Linked DNA regions of Homo sapiens: region 1 is linked to region 2. The links are chromatin loops, found by intact Hi-C in ENCODE. Cell type or tissue: heart left ventricle. All regions are shown on one strand. Links, peaks and the distances in the headings refer to the core of each region. The heading gives the core; the rest is flanking DNA.

The links. Hi-C counts contacts between places; a loop is a spot of excess contacts. Peaks named below come from ENCODE experiments on the same cell type or tissue, not always from the same donor. Only the 100,000 strongest peaks of a DNase experiment are listed, where the experiment ranks them.
Region 1: a loop joins it to region 2, with 5 times the contacts of the local background. A loop is called at or near these places in 74 of 110 quality-filtered maps.

What each region holds. Positions count from the first base shown.
Region 1 is chr14:105,528,845-105,538,828 of GRCh38, forward strand. TMEM121 (transmembrane protein 121) reads left to right here. Exons shown (of 2, transcript NM_025268.4): 2 at 1-1,354. The coding sequence ends at 950. It overlaps LOC105370697 (a long non-coding RNA gene), which reads left to right and starts at 3,011. Exons shown (of 2, transcript NR_135205.1): 1 at 3,011-3,675; 2 at 4,125-5,474. It also overlaps the pseudogene ATP5MC1P1. In heart left ventricle, for the core only: a CTCF peak has its summit at 4,139 (motif pointing left); no DNase peak of the experiment used is centred there; H3K4me3 peaks cover 865 bases; H3K27me3 peaks cover 1,717 bases.
Region 2 is chr14:105,366,241-105,376,224 of GRCh38, forward strand. It overlaps PACS2 (phosphofurin acidic cluster sorting protein 2), which reads left to right. Exons shown (of 25, transcript NM_001100913.3): 5 at 973-1,135; 6 at 1,834-1,907; 7 at 2,219-2,299; 8 at 3,601-3,660. It also overlaps the pseudogene RPS20P33. Among named protein-coding and RNA genes, the nearest start is that of TEX22, 27 kb to the right of the region's middle. RefSeq lists a silencer at 4,680-4,883 and an enhancer at 4,862-4,931. In heart left ventricle, for the core only: a CTCF peak has its summit at 4,752 (motif pointing right); DNase peaks (open chromatin) are centred at 1,501, 2,365, 2,889, 4,771 and 2 weaker places.

The sequences.
Region 1 (9,984 bases), core at 557-8,556, 160 kb after region 2:
CGCCCCCGGACCGGCGCCACGTGTGCCTGACCACGCTGGTGATCATGGGCAGCATGGCCGTCATGGACGCGTACCTGGTGGAGCAGAACCAGGGCCCGCGCAAGATCGGCGTGTGCATCATCGTGCTGGTGGGCGACGTGTGCTTCCTGCTGGTGCTGCGCTACGTGGCCGTGTGGGTGGGCGCCGAGGTGCGCACGGCCAAGCGCGGCTACGCCATGATCCTGTGGTTCCTTTACATCTTCGTGCTGGAGATCAAGCTCTACTTCATCTTCCAGAACTACAAGGCGGCGCGGCGCGGCGCGGCGGACCCCGTGGCGCGCAAGGCGCTGACGCTGCTGCTGTCTGTGTGTGTGCCCGGCCTGTTCCTGCTGCTCGTGGCGCTGGACCGCATGGAGTACGTGCGCACCTTCCGCAAGCGCGAGGACCTGCGCGGCCGCCTGTTTTGGGTGGCGCTGGACCTGCTGGACCTGCTGGACATGCAGGCCAGCCTGTGGGAGCCGCCGCGCTCCGGGCTGCCGCTGTGGGCCGAGGGCCTCACCTTCTTCTACTGCTACATGCTGCTGCTGGTGCTGCCGTGCGTGGCGCTCAGCGAGGTCAGCATGCAGGGCGAGCACATAGCGCCGCAGAAGATGATGCTGTACCCGGTGCTCAGCCTCGCCACCGTCAATGTGGTGGCCGTGCTGGCGCGCGCCGCCAACATGGCGCTGTTCCGGGACAGCCGTGTCTCGGCCATCTTCGTCGGCAAAAACGTGGTGGCGCTCGCCACCAAGGCCTGCACCTTCCTGGAGTACCGCCGCCAGGTGCGCGACTTCCCGCCGCCTGCGCTATCACTGGAGCTGCAGCCGCCACCCCCGCAGCGCAACTCGGTGCCGCCGCCGCCGCCGCCGCTGCACGGCCCGCCTGGGCGCCCCCACATGTCCTCGCCCACGCGTGACCCCCTGGACACGTGACAGGGCCCGCGCGGCCCCCGACACGCCCCTGGGGCGCAGAGACACCGGGTTGGCTTGGGGCGCGCGGTTTGCATGGGATGGGGTGGGGGCGGGCTCCCCTAGGGACAGGTGCCTCGAGTGCCCGTGCCTGGGGTCCCGCGGCCGCTTCTTCATCTCAGGAATCTCTCGGACCGCGGATCCTCAGCCCCCGCTCCACCAGCCCGCCCCAGCGCGTGGGTCTGTTTGGGAGGCCTGGGCCGGAGCAGAGCAGAGGTGATCCGGCCCCTGCCTGCTGGGCCGCCCGGGTTGGAAGGGAGGGCAGTGTGGGCGGAGATCTGCTCCTTCGGTGGGGGCCTCTGGCTCAGATTTGGGGCCAAGGAGGCCTCTGTCATTTTAAAGACTCGTGTTTACAGTTTTGTATCCAAGGCCGCACTGCTTTGCCTGTTCCTGTGTCCCTGTGTTTACCAGCCAGGCTGGGAGGCGGGGAGCCAGGAGGGGTGTGTGGAGGGCGGGGGAGATGGTGGCGTCCAAGTGCCGGATGCTGGTGAGGCTGGGCCGCTCCACTTCCTCCGGGGCTCTCAGGAGCTCCTGGGGGCCACTGCCGCTCTGTCCCAGGGACAGCTCCTCCACTCCAGCTTCGGTGTTCCCAATTATCTTCCTGGGATACCTTGACCCCCATCTTCCCCCAGCACCGTAGGTGTCCTGGCCCCTGCTCCCCTCAACCTCAGGCATGACAGTGTCTCCCACATCCCTGGTTTCCTTCTCCCCCACCGTGGAACCTACCTTCCCTGTGGGCTCCTCCAGCCCAGGACAGCCACAGCCAGATGGAATCAGGGTGTTCCCAAGTTGATGTGGCAGCCCCAGGTCGCAGCCCCAGGAGCAGCACGGAGCCTGGCCCCACCTTACCATCCTGGCCTTGCCCCAGCACGGGAGCTGGCAGCCCCTGGCACAGGCAGCACCCGCCCTGAAGCCCATCTGCAAGGGGTCTCTCACCTGCCTTCCACCTGGGACCCTGTACCTGTGATGTGGCCCTGGGTATCCACCTGGCCTGGGAAGGTCCGTAGCATCTGGGGAGGGGCCCTTTATGAGGCTGCTAAAAGAATTGTTTGAGGATGCCCGCTCCATGAGCGGGTGATGGTCACACACATCTCATGTGGCACAGTTCACTGCCTGGGCCTTCGCTTCCCGCATTTCCACGGCCCAAAGGTGGCAAGGTTTAGCCAGCCAGGGCTAAAACCATCGAGGGGAGTGGAGCTGGCTGCTCAAGTGGGGTCCTCCCCAAGTGCATTTCCCAACAACTGCAGCAGTTAAGGGCGTGGCTGGTGGCAGCCCCAGCCGCACCCCGACCCCACACAGTCCTCATACCCCAGCTCCAGGCCACCTGGGGTCTGGCCTTTGAAAGTCGCCTGCCTTCCAGGCAGCTGGCCTCGGGACCACTGTCCTCAGGGTCCCGGGCAGGGGGACTACCTCGCTGTCCAGGTCAGACGTGGCCGGCGCTCTGCCCACCTCTAAAACCGTGCCTTGGCCCCGGCCTCCGATCATATCCCCAGCAGCCCCTCCAAGCGCCGAGCGCCGTGGGTGGGCACGGGGCGCTGGCCTGGGTAGGAGGTCAGAGGCGCCCTGCTCTGGGCTGTGCCCAGGCCACTAATGATCGTGTTGGGAAGTGGAAGGTCTGCAGGATCAAGGGGGCTGGGGGGCCGGGGAGGGGCGGTGATGAGCAGCCGTGGAAAGGCCCCAGGCCTGGCATGGAGAGAGAAGAGGGGCTGTGGGAGTTGCGTGGGCCAGTGGGAGGACCTGGGCCTTCTTGGGAGGGAGTGGTCTGGAGTGGGGGGTAGTGGGTGAGGGGCGAGCTTCATTCTGCCTGTCTGGGCTGGAGCCTGTTTCCTCCCCTGGCTGAAGCCAGTGCCGGCCCCATCCTGCCTTAAGGGTCTCCTGGGTGAAGACGAGCCCACAATCATCTTGGCTCTGGCACCTGCAGCAAATCCCATGGGAACAGACAGGCAGCGTGGCCATGGGTGAATGGAGCTGAGGGGCTCTGGGCTCCTGACATCCTGCTCTGACCCTTCCTGAAAGCCCATGGTCTCTTCCATGCTGGCTGCAGTCTGGGAGGCGTTGGGCCCAGCTTGGCCTGTGAAAGCTGAAAGCCCACACCCCCTAGTCAGAGGCTGGTTTAGCTACTCCCCTAGTTTAGCTACTCTTGGGGCAGTGAAGGCCCTGGGGCTCGAAGACCTCCCCAGGCAACCTTACCCTGCACACACCCCACTCCTCCTGGCCTGTTCAGGGGTGGTCCCTGGTCTCCGTGCTCCTTGGCACAGGCCAGTGCCCTCTACCTCTGCCACCACATCCCTGGCAGTGGAGGTCCAAGTCCTGGCTGTCCCCCCTCTCACCAGTGGGGCCAGGGATCCTGGCTCTACCCGCTATGACTTGGTTCAATGGCCCATCGCCTCTGCAACTGACTCTGAGGGCATTGGAGCAGACATCAAGCCCCACCCTGCCCAGGCCCATGCCTGGCACCTGGTTTCCACGACGAGGCGCAGCTGTGGCTCCGACTGTGGCAGGGCTGGGAAGCAGGGGGCCTTTGTCAGGCTCACGGCCTGAGGTTTCTGGCCTCTGTGATCTCCCCTGGGAACAGGACGGGGACCGGGCCGCACTCCAGCCTGCCCTTCGTGAGTTTCCTGAGGTGTCCTGCAATGGCCAGATTCGACGGAGAAGCCAGTCAGCTCCCTTGTCCCCTCACTGATTCCTGGTGAGTACGTGAGTCCTGATGCGTGTCCACTACCCGCTGGCCCTGTGCTGGGGCCTGGTGCCCAACCCAGGCAGAGACGTCTGGGGACAGCCACACTTTGGGGAGTTAGGGCCTGGGAGGAGCAGGGAGGCCTCCTCAGATGGGCTTGGGTTGGACTTGGGAGCTGGCCTCGAGGGAGGCCCGCAGGTGCAGCAGCCTGGAGGCAGAGAGCTGGGTGTGTCAGTGCCTGAGAGGGCCGTGGTGGGCAGCTCACCAGCAAAGGGAGCAGAAAGGGCCCGGGGGAGAAGTGGGCAGCTCAGAGGGAAGAGGCGGGGCTGGGATGCTGAGCAGGGTGTGGACGGAGATGCAGCTGGGTGCACCAGTGTGGTTTGGCTGGGAAGGGAGGCGTGTGTGTGGGGGAGAGAAATTGGGCAGTGGAGGTCCTGTCCTGAGAAAGGGGCTGTCTGCAGGCACTCTGCTCCCTCTCGTGGCCTAGTCTGCCTCTACACCAGCAGAGACCTCCCTGCCCTGCGGCCACCAGGAATCCATGCAGCGTGCATGCCCCACCATAGCTCCACCGCCACCAGGAATTCAGGTGCTGCTGAAGCTGCATCAAGAAAGCCCCAGCCCAGTCGCCTCCCCTAGATGAATGAGAGTGAGCTCTTTTCTAATTGTGAAGGACATGGCAGATTGTAGCTGTGAAGACACTGTCAGGTCACTCTGTGGAAGTTTGAGGTGAGCCCTTCCAGGGTCACCTGGCCATGGAGGACCCAGGCTCAGCCCATCTTTCTTCACCATCTGGGGGGGTTGGTGATGGAGCCACAACAGCAGCGAGCATCACATTGTCTCAAAATGTCATCCGCGTGAGGGAAGGAGGGACGGCTCCTCCTTGGGTGCCTCCCTCTCCTTGGGAGGAAAACCCTTCTCAGAAGCCCCCAGAATGTGTCTGCTGAGGTCCTGTGGTCCAGAGCTTGTTCCAGGACAATGTGTACACTTCCGCTGGCAGGGGACATGGGTGTCATGACTGGCTGCCTGCCCACAGGTGAGCCCGTGGTATCATGGATGCCCCAGAAGACACGAGACTCGTGGGTCTGAGACAAAGGGCCCTGTTTCTCAGCATGAGCTTCAGCTGTGGCTCCTCTTGCCTACAATCCCGTGGGGGCGACGGGAGTGCCTGGCGATGCAGCACACACAGCTGGCAGGAGCCCACCCTCCCTCTGCCATTACCCAGGAGGCCGCAGTGTGACATCAAAAATACTCTGCAACTTGGCCCAGGTTCACATTCTGCAAAAGCTGTGAGCTTGCAAATTGCCTTTGATCCTATAAGAGCCATCATGGTGATCAATTTCTTTCTACACAACGCCAGCACATATTTAACCCCCCACACGGAGCAACGTCCAGTTTAACCCGCACAGCAGCAACCCAGCCTCCAGCTCTGTCTCACCAAGCACGTGTCAACAATTCTCTTCCTAGGTGATTCCAGCAGCACAGCCTGGCAGCTCCTGAGCCCTTGGGAAGTTCTGCAGCTCGGCTTACCCAGGGCTGCCCTGGCCAAAGCCCCAGCCACTCTCCTTTACTGCAGAGAGCGGGACCGTGTCCCCCTTCATCCCCCTAGAACGGTAGGGCTGGGAGCTGCGTCAGACCTGCCTCCACGTGCCTGTGGGAAGAGACGTCGGAGTCTGATCGCAGACACAAGAAGATCAGTCACCCAAAAAGATAAAATATACTCGAACTTCCGACCCTTCATCTTCCTTTCAGAACACACTCACATTTTCTATAGGAAAACAGCCTCATAATAATAAAAACTCAATTTAGCGAAAGTGAACTCACTTATCTTAAGCAATAAGAAAGCCAAACATTATTGGATTCGTTTTATGCAGTAAAATAACGGAGATGCACTAAGTGGCAACCCCCGAGGGAAAAGCCATCAGAGTCACTGCCAGCGCAGAATGGTGGCAGAGGCTGCAAAGCCACATTCCCACCCTGGCTGAAACATGGGTGGCTTCATTTGTTGCAAAAACAAGGTAACTGCCATTTAACCAGGGAAAGATGAAGGGAAAAAACACCCCCCAATCAGAGGCTGTCAGGGAGGGCCTCTGTCCTCGGGGCTTGACCTGCAGGCAGGCCCCAGCAGCAGGGCTAGGGCCGCACTGGGCGTGAGGACCAAGCGTGCAGAGGGTCAAGAGGTGGGTGAGGAGAGGGTAGAAAAGGCAGTGGGCAGGTGGGGGGAACACCAGAGGGAGGCAGACGGGGGCAGGAGGAGGAAGGGGCCTGGGTGCCAGAGGGAGGTCAAGACAGGGGGAGGTGGGCAGGAGTGTTGCCAGACACACGGCAGCCCCCGGCCCATGCCCACCCCCGCCACCCTGCATTGGCACGAGGTCCCAGATTTCCCTGGGACAGTGCCGCCTCTCCTCACTCCGTGGCTGATGTGGAATGGACTCCGTCCTCTGAGGGCTGGGGCAGCTGCCAAGGAAGGGGCGCTAACATCACACTGTCCCCCGAGAAAGGAAACCCATGGTGACCGCTGTGCTTTGAACATTTGCGTCCCCTCCAAAACTTATGTGGAAACATAATCCCCAATGCAACAGGCTGTCCATTTTGTGTGGCTATAATAATACCACAGGCTGGGAACTAATTTACAAAGAAAAGACATTTATTTCTCACAGTTCTGGAGGCTGGAAGTCCAAGATTGAGGTGCCAGCTCTGGCGAGGGCCTTTGTGCTGCATCGGCTCACCGTGGAAGGTGCAGGGGCAGGAAAGGGTGAGAGAGAGAGGGCCCAGCTTGCTGTCGTAACCACCCACAGTGCAGATAGTAAACACGCCCCAAGATAATGGCGTTAACCCCTCCACGAGGGTGGAACCCGCCTGGCCTCATCACCTCTTAACGGCCCCACCTTTTTTTTTTTTTTTTGAGACGGAGTCTCGCTCTGTCACCCAGGCTGGAGTGCAGTGGCGCGATCTTGGCTCACTGGAAGCTCCGCCTCCCAGGTTCACGCATTCTCCTGCCTCAGCCTCCCGAGTAGCTGGGACTACAGGTGCCCGCCACCACGCCCGGCTAATTTTTTTTTTTTTGTATTTTTAATAGAGATGGGGTTTTCACCGTGTTAGCCAGGATGGTCTCGATCTCCTGACCTCGTGATCCACTCGCCTCGGCCTCCCAAAGTGCTGGGATTACAGACATGAGCCACCACGCCTGGCCTGAGATGGAGTCTTGCTCTGTCGCCAGGCTGGAGTGCAGTGGCGCGATCTTGACTCACTGCAATCTCTGCCTCCCGGGTTCAAGCAATTCTCCTGCCTCAGCCTCCCAAGTAGCTGGGATTACAGGCGCCTGCCATCACCTGGCTAATTTTTTGTATTTTTTTTAGTAGAGACAGGGTTTTGCCATGTTGGCCAGGCTGGTCCTGAGCTCCTGACCTCAAGTGATCTGCCCGCCTTGGCCTCCCAAAGTGCTGGGATTACAGGTGTGAGCCACCGCGCCCAGCTCCCCACCTCTTAATATTGCCATAGTGGCAATTACATTTCCATATGAATTTTGGAGGGGACACTCAAGCCATAGCCCAGGCTCGGATGATGGTGGTGTTTGTCAACGTACACATTCATTTCCCTCCTGGGTGAGTCTGGGCAGTGGTCCAGGCTGCCAGGACACAGATCCCTCCTACTCGTGGCCCCTGGGTCCTGGGTGTGGATCTTGCTCTCACAGGTCAGGCTGCACCATCAGGGCTCGGCGGCAGCACAGCCAGGGTGGAGGAGGTTGACGAGGCATGCTTTTGGGGTCTCTTTGGGATGGGGCTCAGGAGCTGGCATGAGGCACCTGCCCACACTCTGCTGCCCAGAACTTAGACATGCCAGTGCCCTGAGCTGCCAGGGAGCCAGGAATAGGGACCTGCCTTTGGGTGCCGCATGCCCAGGTGAGGAAGAAGGGGAGCCCTCCTGTGTTGCTGCACCTTGGTAACTTTACTGGACTTTTCAGTGTTTTCCTCCCAAGCGTTGCCCAAACCTGCATCCTGCCCAGCAGTGAGAGAGCCCAGGGACCACCTCCTCACTCACACCTGCTGCTGGCAAATCCTCTGGACAAAGTGCAATGCTGCAACATTTTACAAAACAGAGTCGCCCTTGATGGTCATAATGGCCGAGAAGGAAAACTCACGACGACGGAAGCCATCGACTGGCGAAATTTGATATGGATGAGCACCGGCCCGTGGTTCAGGTTTTCGTAGTAAAATTTATGTGGGGGAGAATTTTTTTTTGAGAGAAACGTGTGTTTAATGGTAAAAATTAGCATACCCCATCACCAGGAATGGCGTGGAGTAGGGACGGGCAGCAGGGACAGGCAGGTGACCCCTGTGGAGCCTCACGTGGCGAGGATGAGGAAGACGACCACCAAACAGAACAGCCCCATGGCCTCAGACACAGCAAAGCCCAGAATGGCATCGGAGATGAGCTGCTGCTTGAGAAACAGATTCCCGGCATAGCCAACAAGCTGCCAGACACCGTTCCAATGCCAGGCCCGAAGCCAGCCACACCGACAGGGGCTGCCCCAACACCAATCAACGTGGCTGCTGTGTCAACATCCCGGGAGACAGCTCTGGTCTGGAACTCCCACCTGGCCACCTGGTGTGGGGAGCGGCTGTAGGAAGGCTGTTCAGATGAATTTTCTGGGCTGTTCAAGAAGGAGACAGACACAGCCTGATTAGACCCGTGGTACAACAGCGGACCAGAGCTGGAGAGGTGAGTAATGCCCGGGGGTCTGCATTTTCTGTCTGCACTCCCACTGCCCTGCAGCACCTGCGGGCCCACAGCACTCGCCCGGCTGAAGGTGACCTAAGGTGACCGACTCACTTTTACTCATTGCTTATGAAATAAGCTGAATGTGGAGATCATCGGAAACATGTTTCAAAGTGCGTGAGCCTTGAGGAAAGCTTTCTCCCGCCCTCATGAGTATCCGCCCCAGGGGGTGCTTTCCTCGAGAGCTGGTCCGTGTTGCGTTCCCACAGTGAACACTTTCAAGGCTGCTGCGGGAAGTTGCACAGAAACGGCTGGTGGGCCTGGAGGGGATGGTGAGGCGCAGTGGGCCTGTGTACCGGATGCCAAATCCACAGCATGGGAGGCAGGGCCCACTGCAGGAGCCACACAGCAGCTGTGTGCTGCTCTCCCACCTGCAACCTGCACCTGTGGGGTGCACCTGAGTGACCCCGGCCCCCCGGGGTGTCTCTGGGATGCCTCCTAGGAGGAGAGGCTCCACGCCTGGAGGGAGACAGGTATCACACAGGTGCGTGGGGTGGAGTGTGATGCAGGGAGGTTGGGGCAGGGCCACACAGAGAGACCCCACTCAGGCAGGCCTTGGGTCAGGGTAGGCCTCACCAAGTGATATTATGTTGGGACTGGACCGTGGCCAAGGCTGGCCTGCAGGCAGGGGGCACACATATTCCTGGCAGGTGAGGCTGCCCACAAAGCTCACCTGCCTGAGAACCCTACCTGGCTGGGGCATGCGGGAGCCTCTGGACCTTCGCGCCGGCGGAGCCTGCAGTGTCGCCAGATGGCCACAAGGGGGCTCCCGAGCCCGGCTCTGGGTCCCTTTGAGGAGGGAGCCGCGGGACCCGGCTGTGAGACCGGGACCTGCCAGTGGTGCCCCGACCCCCCGACCCCACAGGACCCTGCGCGGCCAAAGGCTGAGGCTGCCCCAGCCCCAGGCTGTGCTGATGCCCCTGACCAGAACCCGAGCCCGATTCTGCTCACTGAACACTCATCTGCTCCCTTGCCTCTGCCTGCCCCGGCAGCGAGGGCCTGGCCAGTGGGTTCGTATCAACTCCCACGTCACCTCCCGTGTCATCTGTGTGTCACCTCCATGTCACCTCCTGCATCAGCTGTGTCACCTCCCACATCACCTGCATCAGCTGTGTCACCTCCCACATCCCCTGCATCAGCTCTGTGTCACCTCCCACATCACCTGCATCAGCTCTGTGTCACCTCCCGCATCACCTGCATCAGCTCTGTGTCACCTCCCGCATCACCTGCATCAGCTCTGTGTCACCTCCCGCATCACCTCCTGCGCCACCTTTGTGTCACCTCCCGGCTGACCATGGCCCAGCAGCATCTCCCTGTTGCAGCGTCCGGAGAGGCTGCGGTTGCACGGGGTGGGCTAAGGAAGGTGGGGCTGCCTCAGCCTGGGCCCTGAGTGAGCTCTGGAGTGGATCCCACCTCCCCACCAAAGCCCAAGCAGGAGACAACCCTTTGCTGCTGAAGCCACTGAGCGCTTGGGGCTGTTTGTTTCGGCCTCGTCCCCGACGGACGTGTCTCCCACAGTCCCAGGCCCTGAGTGCAGGTCCACAC
Region 2 (9,984 bases), core at 819-8,818:
GGGAAGCTGAGGCAGGAGAATCACTTGAACCCAGGAGGCGGAGGTTGCAGTGAGCCAAGATCGCACCATTGCACACCAGCCTGGGCCACAGAATGAGACTCCGTCTCAAAAAAGTAATAAATAAATAAATCTGGTCTATAAAATCCTAACATCTGGATGTGAACCGATAGCCCCAAAAGGCGGCTTCTAGAGCACAGCTGGCCCCAAGGCTGTGAGTGTCTGAGAGTTGTCGTCATGGCGTGTGGTTCTGAGGCTGGCGTGGGGCACGGCGGGGCTGTGCCTGGGTACAGGTCGTGGCTGCAGGAGGGGCCGGGGCTTGTTCTGCAGCTCCGTGGTTTGAGTGCCTCACAACAGAGGAGCTGGACCTGGCCTGTGAGCCAGGCCTGGTGGGTGTCTCCTGCTGCTGGAGATTCCGGCCTGGCTGAGAGTGCTGGGCTCCTCCTTGGTCCCCCACAGACACTGGTCCCTGGGCATTGGCTCCTGTGGGTTGGGCAGCCGGCTTCACACACTGCTTTGCTGCTGCTGAGCTCTTGGGTGGGTGGAGGGTGGAGGCAGGGTTGGAGCAGGGGGCCAGGATCTTCCTGGGTGGCACTGCATGGACAGCAGTCGTGCCTGAGATCAGGAGGGCCGCGGACACCCCTGTCTGTCCATCTCAGTCCCTCGTGACTGTGCCTGGCACTGGCCTCTCCAGCACAGCCCAGTGCCCTCTGCTTATGGCCCGTTCGTGAAAGCTCCCACGTGTTCCTCTCGTCTGTCCGCCTGGCTCCTGTGTCCTCCTCTCGTATCTGTCCCCTCTCCCCAGTGGCCACGTTTCCTGTCCACTGGATGCTCCCTGCCCTGTGGCTGCCCTGCTGAGGGTCCCCCTTGCTGTCACTGAGAGAGAAAGCCCTTCAGAAACCCCAGCCCACACATCAGGGCACCGGGGCTCCTTCCCGTCGTGCTGCTTTCTAGAACCGTGCCCCTGGCCTGCAGGTGATGCAACACCCGTCTGAAGGTGGCCAGGTGCTGAGCCTCTGCAGCAGCATCAAGGAGGCCCCCGTCAAGGCGGCCGAGATCTGGATCGCCTCCCTGTCCAGCCAGCCCATTGACCACGAAGACAGCACCATGCAGGCCGGCCCCAAGGCCAAGTCCACGGGTGAGTGTGGTGCCAGCCCGCTCCTGCCCCTGCTGTGGGGAGGCCCTGCCTTCCAGCCATGGCACATCGGGTGGCAGAAACTGTCCAGCCTGGCTTAAGGAGTTGGGGGTCCGGAGCACGTGTCAGTTGCTCTCCTGTCTGGAAGCCACAGCAGAGGTGCGCGCTGTTGTAGGGTCCGGGCTGCCACAGGTCCCTGTTCTGCCCCCGTGGCTGCAGCTCCTTGGTCAAGAGGCCTGAGTCCTGAGTGTCCTCAAAAAGGAGGTGTGGGGTCGCACTGTGATGCCCTTGCTGGTCTGGGTGCAGGGCCCGCCATGGGCAGGTGCCACAGCTGCCGCCACCCCAGTGGGGTCACCAGGGCCTCCCCTACTCCTCAGGCGGGGGAGACCCAGTCGGTGCAAATCCAGGCTGAAATGCCAGCTGGCAGGAGGGGCCGTGGAGGCCGGAGCAGTTCATGTGGCCCCCTTTGCCCTCCCTGCCCCTCCCCACTTCCTGCCAACCCCGACCTGGACCGTTGCCAGTGGACTTGGGGGACTCGGGGGCTCGGGGCCACGGCACCTGTGTCTGGAGCCCCTCTGTCCTGCATGGATCCACCTCCTCGCTGCCCCCACTCTGTGTCCAGGGAAGCCTGGGGGTGGTCACTGCCTGGTTTCCCGGGTGGAATCTCACGGCACCCTCCCTTCTGTCTGTTCATTCCGCAGATAACTACTCCGAGGAGGAGTATGAGAGCTTCTCCTCCGAGCAGGAGGCCAGTGACGACGCCGTGCAGGGGCAGGTGACCTGGGGCCGGGGCTCCGCGCCCTCTCCTGGCTCACACCGGGTGTCCTGGGGTCTGTGGGGTCCTCACCAGCTGTCACCAGGGCCTCGTGAGGGTGGGTGAGCCACGGGCCTGGCCCCTGGTTGGCCGCCCATCTCTCGTCTCCCGACCCCAGGGGCCCGAGTTTATGCTCAGGTGGCTCTGAGAGTCTTGGGACACAGGTGGGCTCTCAGTGCCGGGCCTCTCCCATCGCCCACGCTGAGGCTGGCAGGGTCCTGCCAGCACTATGCAGGCTGCCGTGGCCTCAGCCACTGCATATGTCTCTGCAGGACTTGGACGAGGACGACTTTGACGTGGGGAAGCCGAAGAAGCAGCGGAGATCGATTGTAAGAACGACGTCCATGACCAGGGTTGGTGGAGACTGCTTCTATGAATGCTGGGGAAGGCGAGGGTCGGGGAGGACGCTGGGAGCCTGGGCGTGGGGGGGACACGGGCGTGGGAAGTGAGATCTCACCCCAGGTCACAGCAGCATGTCCCGTGGCAGACCCCCTGATTGCCAGTCTCCTGCCGGGTGCCACTGTCTCCCCTGCCTCGCCACATCTCCTGGCTTTAGCCTTGTGTGGCCGCTAGGCTCAGTGGGCCCTGAGCAAGGCTGGGAGGCTGCCTCGCTGCCAGGCTCACTCCATGTGCAGAAACTCCGGGAGGCCATCCTCCCTTTTGTCCCGTCAGGTGCCCACATACACCTGAGTGGGCTGGTTCCCCCATTTTTGTTTGGGATCTGGCCTACCTACCTCCACGGTCCCCAGGAGCTTGGCAGGGCTGTTCAGCATTTTTTCCCTGAGGAAAGCTCAGGCAGCTCTTTCCTCAGAGGCCGTGTCCGGCACTGGCACAGAGGGTCCACCGCCTGGCGCCTGGACACCCCAAGGACAGGCACGGTTCCAGGGAGGCCAGCGCAGGTGGGCGGGGAGCTCTGTGCCTGGTGCTGACAAGGGACATGGGCACAGCCCAGCCCGGACACCGCCGCCTCCTCTGGCAGCATTCAAGGGGGCGCTGTGGGCAGACGGTGCCAGGGACGGGCAAGCTGCTCCCAAAGTGGTGAAGCTGTGTCTTGCTGGCCTGGAGAGCAGCCCCCGCTGTGCAGAACACCAGCTTGAGCCTCCATTCCAGGGCCCCCTTGGGCCCAACTGTTGTGAAGGGAGGGCGTGGGCTGCCTTTGTAGGGTTGGTCCCCGAGAGGGTGGCTGAGGGTCCCGCTCACCCAGTGGCTGGAGCCGAGGTTCTGCAGTCCAGGGTGGCACGAGGCACCCACGGGGCTCAGGCTCTTGGAGCACGCCCCACCCCACACTCGCCCACCTGCCCACCCCACGTGGGTGCCCAGCACCTTCCTTCTGGGGTCGGCCAGGGCCTTTCCTGGGAGGGGGTGCTGAGGGAAGGGCCCCGTGAGCCTGGGAAGGGCTGCAGAGGCTTCTGGAAGAACCATGGAGTCCGCACACGCCTCCCCGGGTCCCCCTTGGCCAGGAATGGAACTGTCAGACCTCAGGCCTGTTGGGAAGCCTCTGGGAGCCACGAGCGAATCCATCAGCGTGGCTGGTGCTGAGGCCTTGCTGCTCTCCCACGGCGGGCCTGGGTGCGGCCTGGGCCTGAGGAAGGGGCTCCAGCGGCGGGTCTGCAGCTCTGGCGGCGGCTCTGACTCTGCACCGCCTGTCTTGCAGCAACAGAACTTCAAGCAGAAAGTGGTAGCGCTGCTGCGGAGGTTCAAAGTGTCCGACGAGGTGAGTGCGCCGCGCCTTCTGCTCGCGGCCCCCACGCCTGCAACAGCACCTGGTCGGGAGGAGGCCTCTGGGGTCTGTCTCCGGGCCACCTCTGGTTCTGCCGCTCACCGTCTGCACGGCCCCGCCAGCATCGCACAGTCTGCGAGGCGCAGTGACAGTGGCACTGCCTCCCGGGCTCCAGGTCACCCGCTGGGTCTCTGCTGAAGTAGAAGTCGTGAATACCCTGGAAGTCGGAAAGTCATTTTCAGGGGGATGTAACCATTAGTTTGTGTGTTTTTTTTTTTATAAATAGACTTTAGTTTTTAGAGCAGTTTTAGGTTTACAGCAAAATTGAGCAGAAAGTTCAGAGTTCCCATGGACCCCTCCCCACCTGACAGCCCCCCACTATTGACATGGGCCCCCCCTCCCCACCTGACAGCCCCCCACTACTGACATTCCATGGATTTTTAATGTTCATCTTTTAGCTTTTCTCTAATCTCTGAATTTTCTACAATGAGCTTGTATAATTTTCATACCGAAAAGAAAAACATGGCTGGGCTCAGTGGCTCATGCCTGTAATCCCAGCACTTTGGGAGGCCAAGGCAGGCAGATCACTTGGGCCCAGGAGTTTGAGACCAGCCTGGGCAACATAGTGAAACCCCATCTCTACAATAAAATACAAAAATTAGCTGTGGGTGGTGGTGTGCACCTGTAGTCCCAGCTACTTGGGAGGAAACCTAGTAGGCCAAGGCTGCAGTGAGTGGAGATTGAGCCACTGCACTTCAGCCTGGGCAACAGAGCGAGACCCTGTCTCAAAAGAAAAAACTTCAAATCTCGGCTCACTGCAACCTCTGCCTCCCAGGTTCAACAGGGTTTCACCCTGTTGGCCAGGCTGGTCTTGAACTCCTGGCCTCAAGTGATCTGCCTGCCTCTGCCTCCCAAAGTGGTGGGATTACAGGCGTGAGCCACCGCGCCCAGCCTTTGTTGTTTCTTTAACGTCAGAAGAAAAACGTGCCTGGGTTCAGGACCTGAAGTGGAGAGGTGGCGTTTAAGCGTCTCAGCCTTGAAGCAGGGTTGTCACCCGTCGGCCTGAGAGCACACTGCCTGTAGATGGCGCTGTGTCCTAACATACTCGGGATGCATCCAGCTCAGCCCCTGGGGCACACACTCAGCGAGGCTGTCAGGTCCATGTGCCGAAACAGGTGCTTTGTGGCCCGGTGGGGCAGGCAGCATTTCTGGGAACAGCGTAACATCACCAACTGGCCGCAGAGGAAGGGCAGCTCCGCCACTGGGATGGTCATCGGGCCCCTGTGTCTTTTGGTTTGCATCTTGGATTGGAACATTCCCAAGTGCAGCTGAAGATGGGACTTAGCCAAGTCGGCTCCCTGGCCTGGGGCTTCCTTGAGCCCTGCTGAGCGCCTGTGGGTTCAGGGGTGGGTGTTCTTGGTTGAATCTTGACCGTGGGGTTCTGCACTCACCTGGGCAACTGAACTGAGTCCCAGAATGCATTTCACTTACACAGATTATGGTTCTGAGACTCACAACCCAAACTGTGAAAAGATGGGCCAACGTCACAGACGCTGTTCAGGGAGAGGACATCGTTTTCATAGGGATAATTGCACAGCGTTGTGTGAAATTCATGCAGGTCAACACAGTACTTTAATGGAGTGATGGGATCTCTTTCCGTATTTTCCACCCATCACTCCCTTTCCTGAAAAGACCAGACCATCTCCGCCACAGCTCTGAACCTGTGTCTTGGCCACTAGGAGTGCCACACCTGGCACTGCCCCCTGCCCAGGACTTCACAGCAACCCTCAGGGGGCAGGAGATGCACAGTGAGACGAGGTCACCGCCTGGATTACAGCCATCTGAGATTGTTCATGCTGCTATAACAAAATACTTTAGACTGGGAAATTAATAAACAACCAAAGTGTATTTCTCGCAGTTCCGGAGGCTGTGAGTCCAAGATCAAGGTGCCAGTAGACTCGGTGTCTTGAGGGCCCGTTTCCCATAGAGGGCACCTTCTGTGTGTTGTGTGGTGAGAGGGCCTGACAAGCTCCCTCAAGCCTCCCTCATCAGGGCCCTGAGCCTATTCAGCGGGCAGAGCTCTCGGGCCCTAACCACCTGTTAGAGGCCCCACTTCCTAATTCTAGCACCTTGGTGGTCAGGTTTCAGTGTAGGAATTTTGGGGGTACAAACGTTCACAGCCCCCAGGCTGACCACAGAGCACTGGCATCCAGGCTGCCCTGTGCCCAGGTGCCACACAGTGGGTCTGGTGAGGAGGAGAGCAGGGCTCTGCTTGGGACCCATCCTGTGAGGAGGAACCAGAGTGAAGTCTGTTCCTTACAGCCCTCAGCTTCAGCTCACAGCGAAAGCGTCCGCTGAGGGCTGCCTTCTGAATTTTTCATTGTAAAAGGTGGCACACCTGGATAGTCAGTTGATTTTCAACAAGGGTGCCAAGTTCATTGGAGAAAATATCTTTTCGCAAAAAAACTGAGGCTTGACAATGCACACCATGTGCAGAATTCAGCTTGACTGGATCATATTCCTAAATGTAAAAGCCTAAAATTTAAATTACCTAGATTCTAAGCCTTAAAAAATATGAACTTAAATCCTGCACTAATGCCACTGAACTGTACACCTAAAAATAGATAAAATGGTAAATATTATGTTTTATATATTTTTAACACAATAAAAAAAGTAGAAATTTGCTTTCTGAAAGGTACTGTTAAAAGAATGAAAAGATGGCCAGGTGCGGTGGCTCACGCCTGTAATCCCAGCACTTTGGGAGGCCGAGGCAGTACGAGGTCAGGAGATCGAGACCATCCTGGCTAACATGGTGAAACCCCATCTCTACTAAAAATACAAAAAAATTAGCTGGGCGTGGTGGCAGGCGACTGTAGTCCCAGCTACTTGGGAGGCAGAGGCAGGAGAATGATGTGAAACCAGGAGGCAGAGCTTGCAGTAAGCCAAGATGGGGCCACTGCACTCCAGCCTGGGTGACAGAGCGAGACTCCGTCTCAAAAAAAAAAGAAAAAAGCCACAGGTTGACAGAAAATATTTGCAAATAACATACCTGGTAAAGATTTGTATCCAATAGATATATTAAAAACTTTCAAAACCCAATAAGAAAAGCAACCTGATTTTTAAAATGAGTAAGACTCATACAGTGAAACTATGAAACATTTTTTAAAGAAAGAAGATATAAATAAGTGGAAAGATGTCATATGTTCATGAATTGGAAAACTTAGTCTTGTTAAGGTGGCAATAATCCCTAAATTGATGTACAAATTCAACAAATTCAAGTGCGTATCAGATTCCCAGCTGTGTTTTTGTAGAAATTGACCAGCTAAAATTTATGTGTAAATGCCAGAGACTCAGGGCAGACAGAACAGTCTTGAAGAAAGAAGACTTATACTTCCCAATTTCAAAATGTACTACAAAACCACAGTAGTAATCCTGACCATGTGGGGCTGGCCCAGGGACAGGCATGGAGATCAGTGGAATGGAGGTGATAGTCCAGAAGTGAACCCTTCCATTTATGGGCAAGTGATGGTCAACAAAGATGTCAAGATATCCATGGGGGAAGAATAGTCTTCAACAAAGGTGCTAGGACCACTGGATATCCACATGCAAAAGAAGGAATTACAGCCAGCTGTGGTGGCACATGCCTGTAACCCCAGCACTCTGGGAGGCTGAGGCAGGCAGATTGCATAAGTCCACATAGTGAAATCGCATCTCTACTAAAAATACAAAAAATTGGCCGGGCATGGTGGTATGCACCTGTAATCCCAGCTACTCGGAAGGCTGAGGTGGGAGAATCACCTGAGCCCAGGAGGTGGAAGCTGCAGTGAGCTGAGATCATGCCATTGCACTCCACCTGGGCAACCAGAGTGAGACCCTGTCTCAAAAAAAAAAAAGGAATTTGGACCCCTACCTCACACCATATTCAAGAATTAACTAAATGGATCAGCTGGGTGCGGTGGCTCACGCCTGTAATCCCAGCACTTTGGGATTAGTGGCCGAGGCTTGAGGCTCAAGTGACCCGGATCACTTGAGGTCAGGAGATCGAAACCAGCCTGGCTAACATAGTGAAATCCCGTCTCTACTAAAAATACAAAAACAATTAGCCAGGCATCGTGGCGGGTGCCTGTAGTCCCTGCTACCTGGGAGGCTGAAGTGGAAGAAACACTTGAACCTGGGAGGCAGAGGTTGCAGTGAGCCAACATTGCATCATTGCACTCCAGCCTGGGCGACACAGCGAGACTCTGTCTCAAAAAAAAAAAAAAAAACTTGAAATGGATCAAATATCTCCATCTGTGAGCTAAGATTATAAAGCTCTTAGAAGAAAATGGGCCAATCTTATGACCTTGGGTTAGGCAGGGGTTTCTTAGATGTGACATCAAAAGCATAAGCAACAAAAGGTAAGTTTTTCTGGACCACAGCAACATTTTACAGTTTTGTGCACCAAATAGTGCCATCAAGAAAACCGAACAGTAGAACAGAAGAATGTTTTTTGCAAATCATATATGTGATAAGGGGCTTGAATCCAGAACACATAAAGAATGCTTATAACTGAAAAATAAAGACACAGACAGTCTAGTTAAAAGCTGAACTGTCCATTGCTTTGAGAACGATGCAGCCTCAGGTGCCACGGAGCTGGGGCCCGCCCACTCCTGCCCTGACTCGCTGCTGTCCACTTGTACTGAGAAGTCGACCAGGAAGCCGCCTCGTGGCCACGGCTTTTAAAGACACCGGGAGGACACCTCTGGAGCCCGTGGAGTGATTCCTTGAATTAGAATTACCCTGACCAGCTGCAATGTAAAATCCCTGGAGGTGTGTGCTGGCTTATGAGGGGCACGGAGAAAAACAATCTCAAAGTGAAAGAACCAGTTCTGATGCCTGCCAAGTCTTTGAGAATCACTAAGAGAAACACACCTTGTGGTGAAGGTTCTCAGACACAGGATCACTTCCAGACGAGAATCCATAAGCAGCTCGTGGACCTGCCTGGTCCATCCTGGATTGTGAGGCTGATTGCTCTGTTGGAATTGAGCTGCGAGCCGCGGTTGACATCACCATTGCAGATGCTTAAGCCAAGTGTTTTAATAAAGTGATTATCACTTGTCAGAACCAGGCACAGTGGCTCACACCTGTAATCCCAGCACTTTGGGGGCTGACGTGGGAGGATCACTTGAGCCCAGGAGGTCGAGGCTGCAGTGAACTATGATTGTGCCACTGCGCTCTACCCTGGGCAACAAAGCAAGACCCTTTCTCAAAGACAAAGAACAGTGAATTGTCCAATTAAAAAATGGGCAGGGGGCTGGGTGTGGTCGCTCACACCTGTAATCCCAGAACTTTGGGAGGCCGAGGCGGGTGGATTACAAGGTCAAGAGATCAAGACCATCCTGGCTAACACGGTGAAACCCCATCTCTACTAAAAATACAAAAAGTAGCCGGGCGTGGTGATGGGCGCCTGTAGTCCCAGCTACTCAGGAGGCTGAGGCCGGAGAATGGCGTGAACCCGGGAGGCGGAGCTTGCAGTGAGCCGAGATCGTGCCACTGCACTCCAGCCTGGGCAACAGACAGTGCGAGACTCCATCTCAAAAAAAAAAAAAAAAAAAAAATAGGGATCTTTCTAAATAGATTTCTTCAAAGACACACAAGTAGCCAATAAGTACACGATCATCATGATCATTATCACTGGTCATTAGGGAAATGTAAACCAAACCACAATGAGACACTACTTGATCCCCACTAGGATGGCTGGAACAAATGAAATGCAACAGGGTGAGGTGTAACAGCAGGAACCCACACCCTGCTGGGGGAATGTAAGGTGGTGTGGCAGCCACAGGAAGCAGTTGCCAGACACCCAGCACCCCTGTTCTTCAGTGTTGACTTCAGGGAGGTGAACACACACATGCATGGACCCACTCAGACGTTCACAGCAGCTTCATCTGTGATGGTCATAATGCCCGTCAGCTGGTGATCTGTTAGACTGGGGTCCACCCACTCAGTGGCGCACTGCAGAACCATCAGAGGAAGTGAATAAAGGAAAGAGGTTTAGTTGACTCACAGTTCAGCATGGCTGGGGAGGCCTCAGGAAGCTGCCAATCATGGCAGAAGGGGAAGCAGGCACCTTCTTTATGGGGCAGCAGGTCGGAGTGGGTGCCTGCAGGGGAAATACAAGATGCTTATAAAACCATCAGATCTCTTAAGATGTGCTCATTATCATGAGAACAGCGTGGAGGAAACCACCCCCAGGATCCAGTTACCTCCACTTGTCCTGCCCTTGGCACGTGGGGCTTATGGGGATTACAATTCAAGGTGAGACTTGGGTGGGGACAC